2 separate regions of the Homo sapiens genome follow, and region 1 is linked to region 2. The links are chromatin loops, found by intact Hi-C in ENCODE. Cell type or tissue: PC-9. All regions are shown on one strand.

The links. A loop is a pair of places that touch in the nucleus more often than their neighbours do. Peaks named below come from ENCODE experiments on the same cell type or tissue, not always from the same donor. Only the 100,000 strongest peaks of a DNase experiment are listed, where the experiment ranks them.
Region 1: it touches region 2 in a loop (5-fold over the local background); 4 of 110 quality-filtered maps call a loop at or near these places.

Annotation. Positions count from the first base shown.
Region 1 is chr20:25,134,515-25,139,514 of GRCh38, forward strand. No RefSeq gene overlaps it. Among named protein-coding and RNA genes, the nearest start is that of VSX1, 55 kb to the left of the region's middle. In PC-9, no CTCF peak of the experiment used is centred here; DNase peaks (open chromatin) are centred at 2,377 and 2,837; H3K27ac peaks cover 1,429 bases.
Region 2 is chr20:24,998,103-25,003,102 of GRCh38, forward strand. No RefSeq gene overlaps it. Among named protein-coding and RNA genes, the nearest start is that of APMAP, 7.9 kb to the left of the region's middle. In PC-9, a CTCF peak has its summit at 2,440 (motif pointing right); a DNase peak (open chromatin) is centred at 2,449; H3K27ac peaks cover 1,823 bases.

The DNA.
Region 1 (5,000 bases), 140 kb after region 2:
AGAGAATGGAAAGCATGTAAAGCACCACCAGATGGAAATGGCGTGGGCTCCAAAAATGTCCCCACTGCACACAACCCCCGAAACCCCTCTCAGGAGCACAGTCAGGTCTGACCTCTGCAGAGCAAGACTGGCTTTTTGTGTGAGTTCAGGCCTCATGCTTCAGGCCTACCCCTCCTAATGGACTGCCACGCACACATTCATGAAGTCTTAGCAGCCCAAATGGGGAGCTTCAGAGAGCCCCCCTCCCAGCTCAGCTTGTGTGCGCCCCCTCCTCATTCTACCACCCAGGTCATCCCCATGGAACACGGGGTGCAAGGAGCCAGCAGACACCCCAGAAGGTCCTGACAAGTGACGACAAAGAGAGAGGAAGTTGGAAGACCCGGATTCCAGTGCCAACCCCGTGGCTCACCATCGGCCGTCCTCCAGTCTCCATTTCAATCATCAAGAAAATGGGAGGGTACAGTAGATAGATTTATGTATTGCGTGTTTCAACTTTATTCTTGGAAAAGAAATACATGCAGATGGTTCAACTTTAAAATTACAAAAGGATATTCGGCAGCGAGTATCCCTCCCACCCCTGCCCCTGCCTGCATCACCCCTCCTGGAGGCAGCCAGCCTGTGCGCACTTCAGAGGTAGTTCATGCATTTACTAACAAGTGCATCCTTTGCTTTGTTTACACAAATGGCAGTTCCCACACACACCTCCCACACTTTGCATCATTTACTCAACACTGCGCCTTGGAGACTGTCCAGTGCACACACACAAGTGCTATCTCGTTTCCTTTTCTTGAGACTGTCGTCCACTCCCTGGAGGCACTGAAATTCTGGGTAGCTTCTCAGGGTCCCTTCCAGCTCTGAGATTCCACGTTGTCCATTCAAATGTGTCTTTCAGCTGCCCACAGTGGGCTGAGGTGGGCACCCCTGCCACAGAGGAGGCTTCGCCTCTCCTCCCCTAGAGGTGCTCTGGAGAGGAACCCCTCCCATAAACCAGGCCACTCCTCACAGCAGACCTGGGACAGTCACTTTCTAGCCAGGTGGCAGACTGGCAGGCAAACTGAACCTGAACATCTTTGTTTCTAGGCTGTGAGGGACAAGGTTTCCATGACTACATGGGAGATTCCCAGCAAATTCACCCCACAAAATACCCAAACACATTTTAGGAAATGCCTGGCCAGAAAGGACAGCCCTCACCTTTCGCCAGAGCTGGTCTGGTCCCTGTGTCAGGATAACATCCCACTAGCCTGGTTTGTCTCTTAGAAAAGGAAAAGAGAATTAGGACAAAAGAGGCCGCATCCTCATCTGGTGCCGGGGTTCCCTTTTCCAGCTACAAAAAAAGCACTGGGGTCAGCCTACAGAACTGCCGAGAGCCCCACGGAAGTCTCAGGCAGACCACACGCTTGCTGGCGACCCTCGTCATCCAGCAGGGATCCAGGAGGAGAGAGGGGGAGCGAGCACCACAAAGTGTAGAGGAGAGAGGTGGGCAAGCAGGCAGAGACAGAGGGAGCAGACCGAGCCAGGGAAGTGGGCGTCTGAGGCCGAGCAGGAAGATGGGGAGCACAGAGACTGTTAAAGACACCAGAGGCCCCAGACCTGAGAAACAATGGCACAGAAAGGGTATCTGGAGCAGAGAAAGACTGATTAGTAAGCCAGTAATTAGCAGTTACCTAATGCTGCATAGCTAAATATCCATGACTTAGTGGTCTCAAACTGCAATCACAGTTTCTGTGGGCCAAGAATTCACTAATAGTCTGGCCGGGTGGTTCTGGCTTGGAGTCTGCTACAGACTGAATGTGGCCCCTGGAAAGCATGTGCTGGAAACATAATCCCCAGTGCAACAGTGCTGGGAGGGGGCTGCTGAGTGGTGATTAGACTGTGAGGGCTGTGCCCTCTTGAATGGATTAATTCTGTTATCATGAGAATGGGTTTGTTATCTCAGTAGTGGATTCATTATAAAAGAACAAGTTTGATCCTCCCTCTCTCTGTCTCTCTCCCTCCCCCTCCCTCCTTTTGCCCTTCCACCATGGGATGATGCAGCAAGAAGGCCCTTGACAGATGCTGGGACCCTAATCTTGGACTTCCCAGCCTCCAGAACCATGAGCCAATAAATTTCTGTTCATTATAAATTGCCCAGTCTATGGAATTCTGTTATAGCAGCACAAAGCAGACTAACAGGGCTGCAGTCAGATGTCAGCCTGGGCTGCATCATTTGAAGGCTCTGCTGTGGCCAGGGGATCCACTGCCAAGGCAGCCCTCACTGGCTGCCGAGCTGGTGCTGGCTGCTGGCAGGAGGCCTTAGCATCTCTCTGTGTGGGCCTCCCCAGGGCTGCTTGGGCGTCCTTTTGGCATGTGGCTGGCTTCCCCCAGCATGAGTCACCCAAGAGAGCAAGGCGGGAGCTGTAGTGCCTTTTCTGACCCATCAACATTCTGCTGGACACAGAGGCCAGCCCTGATTGAATGTGGAAAGGACTGCATGAGAGTGTGGCTCGAGGAGGCCAGAACCATTGGCAGCCACCTGGGAGACTTGGCGATCACAGAGAGAGGGAGACAAGACATTGTATGGAAACTGTGAGTGGCTGTGTCAAGCTCATAATATTCCATAAACATGGGTGGGGAAGATAAGGATGAATGATTAGCAAGGAAAGGAGAAAAAATAAAAAGCAAACCTTGTGCTTCCACTGGACAGTGGTACCTGAAACTTTTTCTTTTCTCACCTTCCTTGTTATTTTAAATGATTTTAAATAATATCAGTAATGCATGCATGTATCTTCACAATAAGAATGTCCAACAAAGCTCTCCTTAACCAAACCACCTTGAATGCCACCCCTCCCCAGAGGTCATCACTGTAATCATGCTGAGTCACATCCCAGGACTTGCCTTCACAGCTTTCCTTGTATATTGCAGTGTTTGTGTGTGTGTGTGTGTAGGAAATGAATTTCATTTCATGAAAAATGTAATTCCATTTTGTATTTTTTTACATAAATTGTATCATATCATATCATTGCTCTTAGAATTTTTTCCACTTAATTGATACGTCTTGGACATCATTGTGTGCAGATACGTAAGTCGATCTCATTCTTTTTGACCACTGCATGGCATTCCACAGTGTGGCTGCACCATGATCGTAACCATTTCCCTAATGAAAAATATTTAGGTGGTTTGCATTTCTTCTATTACTAGCAGTAAATGTTGTATGTGCATCTTTGTATACTTACTTCTAGACTATTATTTCTGAATATATATGTATCTTCAGTTGTCAATTCTTAATTTTATTATGTTGTAATCAGTAAGTGTGACCTATATCATGATTTCTATTTTTTGGAGTTTGTTGATCATTTCTTTATGGCTTAACACATGACCAATTTCTGTGACTGTGCTGTGTATACTTGAAATAATATACACTCTCTGGTGGGTAAAAAGACCCATTAGCTATTATATGATGTTTTTCTCTGTTATTTAAGAGTTTTGTTTATTTTTATCTTCTTGATCTCTGTCAATTTCAAGAGCTGTGCATTAAAAATCTCACACGATAGTGGATTTTTCAATTTATCTTTGTATTTCCATCAGTTTCAATAAAAGTTGCTAATATTTATTCACCACCTGCTGTGTGTCAGGCCCTGTGATAAGGACTTAGCATATATTATCTCATCTGATCCTTACAACAGCCTATAAGGGAGGCATTATTATTATCCTTGTTTTTCAGATGAAAAACCCAAAACAAAGAGGAACCTGATATCACATACCTAAAAAGTAGCAGAGTTGAGACTTAACCTACTCTTGGCTCTAAGTATGCAGCATGGACCACACATCACAATTGCTTTTCCTGGAGCCCTGCTCTTATTTTATGTAGCCCTGAGAAAGAAAGAAAAAAGCTTTCAATTTCTATGACACGATGTTTTCTTATATATGAGAGTTTTTATACTTATCGAAAAAGTTCTTTTAGACTTTTTTTTGAGACAGGATCTCGCTATGTCGCTCAGGCTGGAATGCAAGTGGTGCAATCACGGCTCACTGCAGCCTCAACCTCCTAGGCTCAAGAAATCCTCCTACCTCAGCCTCCTGAGCAGCTGGCACTACAGGTGCACATCACCATGCCCAGCTAATTTTTTAAATTTTTTTTTGTAGAGAAGAGGTCTCACTACCAGTTTGTCCAAGCTGGTCTCAAACTCCTGGGCTCAAGCAATCCTCCCACCTCAGCCTCCCAAAGTGCTGGGATTACAAGTGTGAGCCAATGAGTCACCACACCTGGCCTTTTAGACTTATTGATAAAACATTTTGTCATAGATTTCTCTTGAGCATATACGAAAAGGACACACATGTGCCTTAAGACTTGCTTCCTCCCAGAACCCAATGCCTTTGTGTCACTTTTGAATTAGAGCCGACTCTGTCCCCTGAAGAGCACTGGGGACACAGGATTTATTTGAACATGCTCCAGTATTGTCTCCGAGGTTTTCTTCCAAGGCATTCACATCCATTCACATTGGCACTGCTGCTTTATTGATGTTACCAAGAAATGTCAACAGAAATTAGGAATCACGGACACATGCTGTTTTGCTCTCGCTCTCAGCTGTGTGTTGAGAACGCAGTCGTAGGACAGCAGGGTGATGCAGGGGAGCTGCTGGCATCGGCAGAGAGAAATGGGAAGACAGCCACATCTTCAACGGAAGGCAAGCTGCCCGATGCATGGAGACCCTGGGGCTGCCTGCACTTACACTAGCTGTTCAGACGCCATGGACACCAAGGGTATTTGAGTGGCTGAAAGGTTGACGAGGATTCCACAGGGTGGCAGCAGAACCAGGACCAGGACCAGGGGAGCACTACCAAGGAAAACCTGGACACAGCCACCTGGGGGCAGGAGCCACACCTACTTCAGTTTATGAGAAACAAGTTCACTCATCCAAACCCAAAGAATGGACTCAGAGACCCGGAGAACTGCAAAAGTGAGACTTTTAACGACAGTCTTGCAAGATAGGGTATCTGATGGACAGGCACACCCAGCACAG
Region 2 (5,000 bases):
TTAGTTATCTCAAAAGGTTTCCAAACTCAGGTGCGTACTGGTAACGTCCTAGGGTATGGAACACCCAGCTCCCTTCCATCTACTAGTTCTGGGTTTGTTTAGGATAGGCTTCTTGCCCTCTAGCTTGTCACCTCCATAGCCAGGGGTGGCTCCCTGTGGTCCAGTTCCATGGGCACTAACCAACAACTTTTCTTGTATCTGGAATAAAGACTGGCACAGGTGGGAGCCTCAGTTTCACGATTAGCAACAGCCACTGGAACAGAACAAAGTGCAAACTCAGGCACCCACAAGTGGCAAGTTTGGGGGGTAATGGCATTCCTGTAGGATGGCTGATAGGGAGCAAGTTGACAGGGAGACCTCCACTCTCCCATGGCCTTAATAGAAGGAGAAGCAGCAGCTGGACAACTGAACAAAAGCATGACTCTTCTCCCCCAGACGGATAAACTGAGCCTATCTTCTCTGTTTCTTCCCTTTCTGCCCTCCAGAGAGCAGGGTGGGTGAGGACACCCTCATTTCCTCACTCTGATGCTTGTGAGCCAAGGCAGCAGGCAGGAGGATTTTCGTGTCCCACATAGTTCTTGCCTTCTTCATAGGTCTGCCCTGTGCCTTCATAGCAGTTTATTCCCCTCCCTCCACTGCAGAACTCCAGAGCCTGAGCCAGCGCCTCCATTCCCTGCCTTTCTCCACCAGGCCAAAGCTCTGTTCTTCCCACACATCAGCTAGGTCAGTGTGACGTCTGTTCACTCTTCATTCTACAGATACCACTGGGCACTTTCACATGCTGGGCACTGCTATAGGCACTGGGGATTTGGATTGGTGTTATTCGCCGTGTTTATCAGTATGTGACTGCAGACGCAAGCTCTGAACACTCTCGCTTTCACTTCAGTAAGTGTCACAGAGCTCCTAAGTCTTTATAGGGAAGCAAATCATTTATGAACTCACAGGAGGAAGGTCTCCTGAACTCAGTAACTGACTTAAAGCATTTGCGTTTTCTCAGGGGCCAAGTTTCTCGCTCCACTCTTTGTTTACATGCACACACCAGAGAGGCAACCCTAAGGAGATGAACACCTTCTCCTTCCCTTCCCATGGCTCAGGTCCTGCTTCTCCAGTTTCCTTCCTCCGAGTGCCCTATGCCAGGAGGCCATGACAGTGTTGGGCTCCATAATGAGAGTGTGGGTACCTTCACAATGGCAGCAACTGGACTCAGAGGCATTCCATGGAAGGGAAAAGGAGCTGCGTATGCCAGGCAGCAGAGGCAAAGGCTTCAACCGGGCATCATGAATTGTGGCTGTGCTTTATAGTGTCACCCCAGAGGGGCTGAACTTTAAGACAGTGGCTCTCAACTTTGGCTGCATGTTGGAATCATCTGGAAAGATGCCTACGTGACACCCCAGAAATTCTGGTATCACTGGTCTGGGGTACTGCTTGTGCATTGGGAGTTTTAAAATACTTTTAAAAACTAAATTTGCAACAGATTAGCACTTTAAAAGCAAATAGGAAATAGAGAAATACGTAGAGCATTCCAATTTGGGGAACCTGAGTCCAGTGTCTCTGAGACTGGAGACCTTGGAGAATCACTGCCACCACCAATTTGTACTGGGGACCTGAGGGACTGCCCGCCTGCAGAAGACACCTGAGAGGCAGCTCTGGGCTGGGAGGGGCTGCAGGGATGCAGGTGAGACGCTGACGAAACACCCCTCTCCTCTGCTGGGCTGGGACTCTGCAAGGCTGTGATTTAGCCATGGGACACAGATTATGATCAGGAATGGGTGGGGGTGGCATCTGAAATGCTGATGTTTTGTATCATGACCTTGGAGGGGGTTACCTGGGTTTTGTTTTATATCAGCTTGTTTAGCTGCATATTTATGTACACTTTTCTATGTAAGTTTGTACACTTGTACACTTTTCTGTATAAGTTTGTTATATTCCATCCCCTCCCCAAAAGTCTAAAAAATAAAACAAAAACAAAAACACCTGTTGCCTAGCTTGAAAGTTCTCTCTATCCAGGTCCCTATCTTAAGTTGAAATAAAACTTAGGCTTAGTCAGTGATCTCCAAACACTGGTTGACTGGACCAGGGCCTGGCTGACTGTGCAAAACACCTGGGGAGTTGTTAGAATTTACAGATTTGAAGACCCCAGCCTCCTGAGAGTGGAAGGAGTTGAAACAGCATGGGACTGGGAAAAAGCACTGGACTAGAAGTAGGGTTTGCTTCTGGTTTGAGCTGTGAGGCACACTGTGGGCTGCCTGCCAGCATCATGTGCCTCTTCTGACATGCTGGCAGAACCTGTTTTTGTTGAGATAAACGTCCTCCACGTGGGCCAGTGTTCTAATGGAAGTGAGTGCCAGGGTTAGAGGTGGGTTCCGGTTGGTCTAACCCAGTGCTTCCCAACCAAGGGCCATTTTGTCCACCAGGGGACATTTGTCAATGTCTGGCAACAATTTTTATGATCATGACTAGGTAGGATGCTACTGGCATCTGTGGGGGGAAGGCCAGAGATGCTGCTAAACATCAGTGGAACATTATGCAATATTTTCCATTTAGATGATGACTAATTAGATAGACTCACACTCCCAAAGGGGACAACAATGAACAAAATATTTAAAGCATTTGCTTGAAGAAATCGGAGAGCCTGAAACTGGTGTGGAATTGCTGGACCAGGATCTGGGAACAACAGAGACCCAGGATGATGAGCCTGGTGTGTAACCACTTTTGTTTTTTTACACAAGGTCTTGCTCTGTTGCCCAGGCTGGAGTGCAGTGGCACAATCAGGGCTCACTGCAGCCTCAGCCTCCCAGGTTCAGATGATCCTTCTGCCTCAGCCCTCTGAGTAGCTGGGACTGCAGGCATGTGCCACCATGCCCAGCTAATTTTTTTTTTAATTTTAGTAGAGATGTTTAGTAGAGGTCTATGTTGCCCAGGCTGGTCTCGAACTCCTGAGCTCAACCAGTCCTCCTGCCTTGGCCTCCCAAAGTGCTGGAATTACAGGTATGAGCCACCGCACCTGGCCTTGTAGCCATTTTTCCCCTGGGTGTGTATGCAGCCTCCACAGGAGAAAGTTGAGATGCCAAGCCATATTTCTTTTTTTTCCTTTTCTTCTTTTTTTTTTTTATTATACTTTAAGTTCTAGGGTACATGTGCACAATGTGCAGGTTTGTTACATATGTATACATGTGCCATGTTGGTGTGCTGTACCCCTTAACTTGTCGTTTACATTAGGTATATCTCCTAATGCTATCCCTCCCCCCACCCCACAACAAGCCCCAGTGTGTGATGTTCCCCACCCTGTGTCCAAGTGTTCTCATTGTTCAATTCCCACCTATGAGTGAGAACATGCGGTCTTTGGTTTTCTGTCCTTGCGATAGTTTGCTCAGAATGATGGTTTCCAGTTTCATGCATGTCCCTACAAAGGACATGAACTCATCCTTTTTTATGGCTGCATAGTATTCCAAGGTGTATATGTGCCACATTTTCTTAATCGAGTCTATCATTGATGGACATTTGGGTTGGTTCCAAGTCTTTGCTATTGTGAATAGTGCCACAATAAACATACGTGTGCATGGGTCTTTATAGCAGCATTATTTATAATCCTTTGGGTATATGCCCAGTAATCAGATGTCTGGGTCAAATAGTATTTCTAGTTCTAGATCCTTGAGGAATCACCACACTGACTTCCACAATGGTTGAACTAGTTTACAGTCCAACCAACAGTGTAAAAGTGTTCCTATTTCTCCACATCCTCTCCAGCATCTGTTTTTTCCTGACTTTTTAATGATCGCCATTCTAACTGGTGTGAGTTGATATCTCATTGTGGTTTTGATTTGCATTTCTCTGATGACCAGTGATGATAAGCATTTGTTCACGCGTCTGTTGGCTGCATAAATATCTTCTTTTGAGAAGTGTCTGTTCATATCCTTCACCCACTTGTTGTTGGGGTTGTTTGATTTTTTTCTTGTAAATTTGTTTAAATTCTTTGTAGATTCTGGATATTAGCCCTTTGTCAGATGGGTAGATTGTAAAAATTTTCTCCCATTCTGTAGGTTGCCTGTTCATTCTGATGGTAGTTTCTTTTGCTGTGCAGAAGCTCTTTAGTTTAATTAGATCCCATTTGTCAATTTTGGCTTTTGTTGCCATTGCTTTTGGTGTTTTAGTCATGAAGTCTTTGCACATGCCTATGGGCTGAATGGTATTGCCTGGGTTTTCTTCTAGGGTTATTATGGTTTTAGGTCTAACATTTAAGTCTTTAATCCATCTTGAATTAATTTTTGTATAAGGTGTAAGGAAGGGATCCAGTTTCAGCTTTCTACATATGGCTAGCCAGTTTTCCCAGCACCATTTATTAAATAGGGACTCCTTTCCCCATTTCTTGTTTTTGCCAGGTTTGTCAAAGATCAGATAATTGTAGATGTGTGGTATTATTTCTGAGGGCTCTGTTCTGTTCCATTGGTCTATATCTCTGTTTTGGTACCAGTACTATGCTGTTTTGGTTACTGTAGCCTTGTAGTATAGTTTGAAGTCAGGTAGCGTGATGCCTCCAGCTTTGTGCCAAGCTGTATTTCTAACAGCTCTTTGTGAATGAGTGAGTTCAGGGACATATTTTATAAGATTCCTCCTGAGTCCTGAGATGCAGCCCGAGTTGTCTGTCACACCAGCTGACTCAGTCAAATACTTGTATTGGTTCTTGCTCCTTCCCTGTTCCATACCCCTCATTCCTCACATTTGTTCCTAGAATCACATCCGTAAGTAATGTACCTGCATGCAAGCCTTTATATCAGGCTCTGCTTTCCAGGCAACCCAGGCTAAGGCAGCAAGAGATACAGAAATTAGAATTGTGAGAAATTTCATCATATGGGAAGTTGGGGTCCTCAACAAAAGAAGAGAGAATAGGCAAAAATGATATTTAAAGAGATAATGGTTGAGATATTTCCAAAATGATACAGACATCAATACAGATCTAAGAAGTCCTGCAGAACCCAAGCAAGATTAAAAAAAAAAAGTCA